3 separate regions of the Homo sapiens genome follow, and regions 2 and 3 are each linked to region 1. A link is a loop called in an ENCODE intact Hi-C map of the cell type or tissue named here. Cell type or tissue: OCI-LY7. All regions are shown on one strand.

Region 1 (2,500 bases):
AAACACAGTCGTCCTTGTTATATGGAGATGAATGCCCATTTGGGGGAGGAACTGGATAGTGGTGAAAGGCTTTCGCTCTGAGGCCTCACCTAAATAATTATGGGAACTTTTGAGCAACTCGTTAGGTGAAGACATCAACAGTCTACAGAAGAGCTGCAAAGAGCACAGCAAGATGATTTAGGGAAATATAACATATGTAGTTTGGTGTAGTGACAGCTGGGAGAGAGAAATGTTCATAATATTTGAAGGTTGTGTGCAGTACACTTAAAAAAACTAAAATGAGCTGGGTAATGACAAATTCATGAAGGGAGGAGAAAAATCTTATCTGGGTATCATATCGATGGTTAGAGACAACTTTTAAGATATTTAAAACAACAACAAACTCTAGGACAGTTAAAAAGTGCACATGAAGACTTTCCACTAAAATCGGAACCAAAAAAATTGTCTTTCGTATCATACAAAAACTCTGAATATCATGAAGGTGGCATTTCACATCAGTGGAGAAATGATGAATTCAGTGAATAGTGTTAGAACAACTAGGTAACCATCTGGAAGAAAAATAAAATTGGAACCACACTTTACACATTATACCAAAATAAATTCCAGACAGATCAAAAAATTAAATCTGAACAATAAAATAATAAAAGTACTAGAAGAAAATATGGGATATTTAAAATTACTTTGTAATAAGAAACATCTTTTTAAGTATGCTACAAAACTCAGAAGCCATGAAAGATTGTTAAGTATGCTTATATTTAAAAAAATATATCCTGCATGGCAAAATGGTACTTTCCTATCCACAATATAGAACATGGCAAACCAGAGCTTTTGTGTCAATTATTAACTGGATAATATAGCTTGCCTAATTTTTCAAATCCTTCAGGAAGTCCACAATTTCTCTACACAATTTTAAAATTTTGTGTCTTTTTATGATATTTTTAGAAATAAAAAAATAGGCAGTGGGATTATAGTTAAGACCTGAATTTTAAACTATTACACTTTACTGCCCCTCCGTGGACAGTCACCTTATAACCAAATAGAGGCACAGGATTCCAGCGCGTATAGTTGGGCTTCTACAAAGTGATGCTTGCTGATACATATTCTTGAAATTTCAAGAGCTTGAATTTGAGAAATGCTTTAGTAGAGAACTAAAGAATGAAGGCTCATCACGTACAAATTTCACTGGGTAGAATTCCCCTTAAAAATATTTGTTTGTTTTGTTTTGCTTTTTGTTTTTGAGTCAGGGTCTCCCTCTGTCACCCAGGCTAGAGTACAGTGGTAAGTAAGATCTTGGCTCACAGCAGCCTCAATCTCCCGGGCTCAAGCGATCCTCCCACCTCAGCCTCCTGAGTAGCTGGCACTACAGGCACAAGCCACCACACCCAGCTAATTTTTTGGTATTTTTTTTGTAGAGATGTGATTTCACCATGTTGCCCTGGTCTCAAACTTCTGGGCTCAAGTGATCCTCCCATCTCAGCCTCCCAGAGTGCTGGGCTTACAGGCGTGAGCCACTGCATCCAGCAGTGTTCCATTTCTTTATCTCCAATTTCAAATAATTTCCCTTTAAGAATAAGGTACTTGTAGCCTATTGCTGAGACCTGTACCTCTTAGTGGCTCTTCCCCTGGCTACATAAAGGTTTAAAATGACTGCTGTTTGTAAAGAGTCGATTAAAATTTTAACCTAGGGTCTTACATTATTCACCTCCAGTTACAAGAAGGAATACGGGGTACCATAGGAACACATGGGAGGGACATCTTATTCAGTTTGTGGGTAAGTGGGGAACATGGCATTTAGAGGCTGACACCCATGAGTAATTCATTAGTCAGGTAATAAGAGGGAACCAGTACTAACTTAAGAGAGTGCATTTAGCTGGAGCTCAATACTTATTTGTAGAATGAATGACTAGTAAAACACCTCTTACATTCGCCAAACTTTCTCTTTTTTTCTCAGTATTCTAGTTCCATCAATCTTGTCATGCTTTTTTTCTTACACTTCTAGTTTATATAGACATTTCAAATACTGTGTTTCTTGCCTCAGCAGAGGGAATATTCTGAAAGATACTAATTCTGCAGTGTGTGGATTTGCATTAACCTAAAGGGGTTTAGTATAGATTTACTGGAAAGAAAAAAAATCTGTAGGATTATGAACCAAAAAATAAAAAACCAAAGTTCCCATCTTTATTCAAAGCATTGATTAGCAAAAATAAAAGGCAAAAGTTGTATATATTTTTGCATATCTACTTCTTTCTTTCTTTTTTTTTTTTTTGAGGCAGAGTCTCACTCTGTCACCAGCCTGGAGTGCAGTAGCGTGATCTCAGTTCACTGCAACCTCTGACTCCCTCGTTCAAGCGATTCTCCTGACTCAGCCTCCTGAGTAGCTGGGATTACAGGCACATGCCACCACATCCAGCTAATTTTTGTATTTTTTGTAGAGACAGGGTTTCACCATGTTGGCCAGGATGGTCTTGATCTCCTGACCTCGTGATCTGCCCACCTCGGC
Region 2 (2,500 bases), 520 kb before region 1:
AGACTAGAGACTGGTTAGCAAGCAAGCGCAGGCCCCATCACCAGCCACTCTGCAGGCATCTGTGACAAGAGGGGGATAAGAACGCAGGACTGGCCCCTGCTGGCTGCACCACCTCTTCTCAGGCCGCTTGAGGGTGACAGTGCACACCTGCCGCAGAAACGCCCTGCTGCTTCCTCCTGGGTGTCCCTGAGCACTTCCTCAGAGAGACCCTCTCAGAGCGGCACGTCTAAAGAACCCCCTGGGCCAGGCATAGTGGCTCATGCCTGTAATCCCAGCACTTTGGGAGGTCGAGGTGGGTGGATCATCTGAGGTCAGGAGTTCGAGACCAGCCTGACCAACATGGTGAAACCCCATCTCTACAAAAAACACAAAAATTAGCCAGTTGTGGTGGCGCTTGCCTGTAATCCCAGCTACTTGGGAGGCTGAGGCAGGAGAATCACTTGAACTCAGGAGGTGGAGGTTGCAGTGAGCCAAGATCGCGCCACTGCACCCATCACCTTTCCCACCCCTCCATTTTATAAAATCTCTGGTGTCTGCCACCAGCTGGAAGCAGTCAACTCTTTGCTTACCAGTTGATTGCCTGCTCCTCCCACTCACGAGGGCTCTATCAAGGCAGGGCCTTGCTTGTCTCGTTCCCTGGTGTGTGGCCTGGACGTAGTAGGTGCTCAAGAAAAATGTACTGAATGAATGAGTGCGTGAATGAGTGAGCATGTGGGATCACCACACTGCTGTGAGGCTCATGTGAGGAAGGGAATGGAAGCTGCTCGGTTCTGGGCCTGTGCACAGAAGGCACCCAGCCTTAGCTGCCCGGGTCACTGTCGTCTGCTTGACCTGAAAGCCCACACTCTAAATGTCTATGTTGACGACGAACTGAGCTGAATTCCAGCAACCCACTCCGGCTTCTGGACCTTTAAGTAAGGAGGATTGCAGGCCTCGGCTGGGGGACAGCGGTGGCTGCAGAGCGGACAGCCAGGCACAACGCGGGCATGCACAAGACCAGCTCACCCGTCCACAAAGTATACAGACCCCTGAGCTCCACGGCAGCCCTGAGTCAGCAGGTGGCGACAGTGGCAGGTGCGGAAAGCTGGGGGCTCTGTGGCGGGCCGCGTGCTCCAGGAGCTGTCTTTCCTAATGGCCACCGGGTGGCAGCACTTCCCCAGGAATGTGGGCAGCAGAGCCAGCCCTTGTGGATTGAATCTCAGACGGAGCCACAGGGATGGAAGCTTGGAGGGGACCCAGACCCAGGGTCACACAACTTTCAGTGGCAGGGCCAGGCCAGGACAGAGGTCACTTGCCTTGGCGCCTGGACGGACTCAGGAGTAGCCTCAGGGGAGGAGGAGATGCGAGCTGAAGAGGGAGGGTGTGAGCCGCCGCCCTAGCTCAGCCTCCTGGGAGTAGGTGGGTGTCCTCACCCTGATTTCAACCCCTAGAATCCTACCCATCCTGAGGAAGGGGCTCTACCCAGCCCTCCCCTCTGAGGCCCTTGCCAGTCGCTGCCCCCAACTGTCTCCCTCGCCAGACTGCGATTCCCAGGGGCCTGGGACTGTGCCTTGTCCCCTCCACCACCCGCCACGGGAAGCCTTTGCACCTTTCCCTCTTTCCCTTTGCCTGCCTCAGCCTGGGCACCACCAGCACCTCCTCCAGGAAGCCTTCGCTGGCCTTTGGTTGGGCAGGAGCCCCTCCTCCGGGCCCACGCAACACCCTGGATTATCTGGGATGGTGAGGCCCTGGGGACACGGATTGCTGGTGCCTCGCACAGGCCCACCTCAGTGTGCACAGACACTGCATGTTCTCACCTCTGGCACAGTGGTCCTCAAACCGCAGCAGGCATTGGCATCACCCACAGAGCGTTGCGAAAATGCAGCCCCCAAGATCTCCCCTTCCCCAGAGATTCCAATCCAACAGGTCTAAGCTGGAGCCCAGGGATCTGCATTTAAGACACTTCCCAGCCAAGTCTGATGCAGAGGCCTGAGCATCTTAGGGTTCATGAAATGCACCATCGGCCCCGACCTCTGCAGGGGTTCAGCAAAATAGCTATAAACAGAAGGACGATAAAAACCTCTGACATCTGTGCTCTGTGAATCACTCGCAAAACACTTTCACACCTGGTTCTCCTTTTTTGTCTTCCCCTTTTAATTAATTAATTTATTTATTTATCTATTTTTTTGAGACGGAGTCTCACTCTGTTGCCCAGGCTGGAGTGCAGTGGTGCAATCTCGGCTCACTCCAACCTCTGCCTCCCGCATTCAAGCAATTTTCATGCCTCAGCCTCCCAAGTAGCTTGGACTATAGGCGTGTGCCACCACGCCCGGCTAATTTTTTGTATTTTTAGTAGAGACGGGGTTTCGCCATGTTGGCCAGGTTGGTCTTGAACTCCTGACCTCAGGTTATCCACCTGCCTCGGCCTCCCAAAGTGCTGGGATTACAGGCGAGAGCCACTGCGCCCAGCCTGTCTTCCTCTTTTTAACCACTGTCTTGGGAGGATCATCATCCTCACTCC
Region 3 (2,500 bases), 370 kb before region 1:
GCAGGAATGAGCTTGGTATGTTTGGGGGACAGAAAGAAGGGCACTGTGGCCGAAGAGCAGTGGATGAGGAGAGAGTGGCCAAAGAAGGTGTGTAAACAACCTGAGCTTTGTTTTGAGAAGAACATTGGCTGGTATAGAAAGAAAGACTTTGGAGGCAAAGTAGGGAGCCTCGGAGGCTGCTGCCATTGTCCGGGTAAGCTGATGGTGCCGAGACCAGGTGCCATGACTGGAGGTGGTGAGAAATGGTCCTATGCAGGAGACCTGGAGACACCGCTAGCTTGAGTCCTGAGGTGGGGAGGAAGGGAGAGGGAGGGATGGAGCCAGGCTCCAAGGTTTTGGCTTGAGCAGCTGAGATGGGGTGGCAAGGGAGCAGAGGTAGGGCTGACGATCAGGAGCGGGTTTTTGGGCCGAGTCCTCTGCAGTGCCCATCTGACACCCACTGGATGCGCAGAGTGGGCAGCTGGCTATGAGTCTGGAACTCAGAGAAGCTGTTCGCTCCGGAAATACAAACCTGGGGCTCATAGCCATATAAATGTCATTTAAAGCCACGGGACTGGATGAGATCATTAAGGCAGAAGGTCTAGGTCGAAAGAAGAGGGCCAGGACCACTACCTGTAAAATGAGCCAATGACACCTACACCCACGGGGCTCTCGCGAGGTGTCACGTGAACGCACCCAGCGAGCCCTGGAACCAGGCAGAGAATCGCGGCAGCCCCGGGGGCGGGGCTTCCAGGGGGCGGGGTCATACGGGGGCGGGGCCGAGGGACCAAGCGGCCGCTCCTGGCCGGAGGGCGGCCGGGTCGGTGACGTCACCGCATGACTGGGTTTTTATGAATGAAAGGAATCCTGTGAGTGAGTAATTCCGGGAAGCTCGCCTTACAACTCCGCGCGGCCTCGGCCCCCTGCGCCGCCCGCCCCACAACAAAACTCAGCGCAGCGCTCCCGGGCGCCCGGTTCAGAGCGACCTGCGGCTCAGAGCGGAGGGGAGACTGACCGGAGCGCGGATCGGGACAGCGGCCGGGACAGCGGCGAGACGCGCGTGTGTGAGCGCGCCGGACCAAGCGGGCCCAGAAGCGGGTGAGGAACGCGGGACCAGGAGGACGGTGCGCGGGACCCCAAGGCGGCAGGGTTTCTGCGTCCCGGGATGCGCCTGGGGTGGGCGCCCGGGCCCGATCCGTCGGGGCTCCCGGAGCTCCATCGCCCGGACGGCTCGGGGCGGGGAGAAGGGAGCGGCCGTCCCGGGGACGCCGAGGACGGGGCCGAGGCCAGCTCGGGGGAGTGGGGGTGGAGACGGGGCCCCTTCCCGGGGCGCGGGCGGGTAGGCGGCGGCGCCGGGAGGAAGGGGCAGCGCAGGCCGGCGATCTCCGCGTCCGCCCGGCGGGGGCGGGGGCGCTGTGCTCCTACGTGACTCGGTGGGAACAGGCCCTGGCCCGGCGCCCGCGGGCGGTGCGTGCGCGGTTTGTTTACGTCCGAGGGCGGGCGTGTGTTCCCTGGCGGGCGGCCTGGGTATCCTGCCCGGTGCGTGCGTGCGCTGTGTACCTCGGGGGCGTGTGTGCGTGTGTTGTGCTTGTGTGTGCGTGTCCGCGCGCGCGCTCCCTGGGGCCTGTACACCAGCAGTGTGTACCTCGGAGAGGGCGTGCCCTGGGCCGGCCACCGGAGTAAACGCGGAACAAGGACCCGAGCGAAGGAAGCGGACCCGTGCGTCTTCGCACGGGGTCTGGGAATTCTGGCCCGGGCCGCCCCAGTCCTACTACCCGGGGCTGTCCGTCCCCGGCTCTCCCCGGAGTTTCCCAGGGCCTCCGCCACGTGACCCCAGTGTTTGTCTCCCGCCCAGAGCCCGCGCCCGCAGCCACAGGGTGGGGCAAGGTATCAAAGACCCCACCCAGCTGAGCTAGGAGTGAGGGATGTGAGCCACCCCCGCTTGGCACCCCGGTGGATCTGGTAACAAAGTGAGTTGGAGCCCAGGTTCTTGTCCCCAGATTTTGGGGCTTCCTGGGGAGGGAAGAACCAAGGGACTCTCGTTCGTCCCCAGGGTTGCCCATCCCCTCAGTCCCATGAGAACAGGAAGGGCCAGAAAACCTTGACTGCAAGGGTGCGGCGCAGGGAGAGGACCACAGGCTTTTAGCTAGTCCGGGTTCTGGAGGCTGTACCTGCTAGGTCGTGGAGGATGGGGCGGAGCCGGTTTCCGCTCTCCTGGTAGTTTCAGTTCACAAGTGGGACTGGTGAGACTAGACTGACCTACAGCTGGACGCCGGAAGCTAGCTGAGGCTCTGAGCCAGCCGACAGACCCCGAGTGCCCTCACCCTGGGCCAGGCAGGGTCAGTAGGCATTGGGGATAGAACTCTGACTGCACGGAGGGTTAATGAGTGAGGGGTGGGGCCTGACCTAGCCGCCACCCACCCACTCACCCAATAGCCCTGCAGAAAGCACCTGTTTGTCGTAGCCGCCTGCAGGATGGGCTGGGGGCTAGAGATTCCTTGGTCTTAATCCACCTTCCCCC

Evidence for each region. Peaks named below come from ENCODE experiments on the same cell type or tissue, not always from the same donor. Only the 100,000 strongest peaks of a DNase experiment are listed, where the experiment ranks them.
Region 2: it touches region 1 in a loop (15-fold over the local background); 84 of 110 quality-filtered maps call a loop at or near these places.
Region 3: a loop joins it to region 1, with 7 times the contacts of the local background. A loop is called at or near these places in 4 of 110 quality-filtered maps.

What each region holds. Positions count from the first base shown.
Region 1 is chr22:38,571,312-38,573,811 of GRCh38, forward strand. LOC105373031 (a long non-coding RNA gene) reads left to right here. Exons shown (of 2, transcript NR_134627.1): 2 at 1-47. Among named protein-coding and RNA genes, the nearest start is that of DMC1, 2.4 kb to the left of the region's middle. In OCI-LY7, CTCF peaks have their summits at 964 and 1,167; a DNase peak (open chromatin) is centred at 1,030; H3K4me3 peaks cover 585 bases; H3K27ac peaks cover 648 bases.
Region 2 is chr22:38,051,354-38,053,853 of GRCh38, forward strand. No RefSeq gene overlaps it. Among named protein-coding and RNA genes, the nearest start is that of PICK1, 4.8 kb to the right of the region's middle. RefSeq lists enhancers at 1-83, 1,179-1,228. In OCI-LY7, CTCF peaks have their summits at 92 (motif pointing left), 1,102 (motif pointing right) and 1,302; DNase peaks (open chromatin) are centred at 128, 1,108 and 2,048; H3K27ac peaks cover 1,033 bases.
Region 3 is chr22:38,201,136-38,203,635 of GRCh38, forward strand. It overlaps MAFF (MAF bZIP transcription factor F), which reads left to right and starts at 859. Exons shown (of 3, transcript NM_012323.4): 1 at 859-1,077. RefSeq lists silencers at 686-1,015, 1,076-1,515, 2,366-2,445. In OCI-LY7, a CTCF peak has its summit at 1,404; DNase peaks (open chromatin) are centred at 766, 1,466, 2,186 and 2,396; H3K4me3 peaks cover 2,321 bases; H3K27ac peaks cover 395 bases.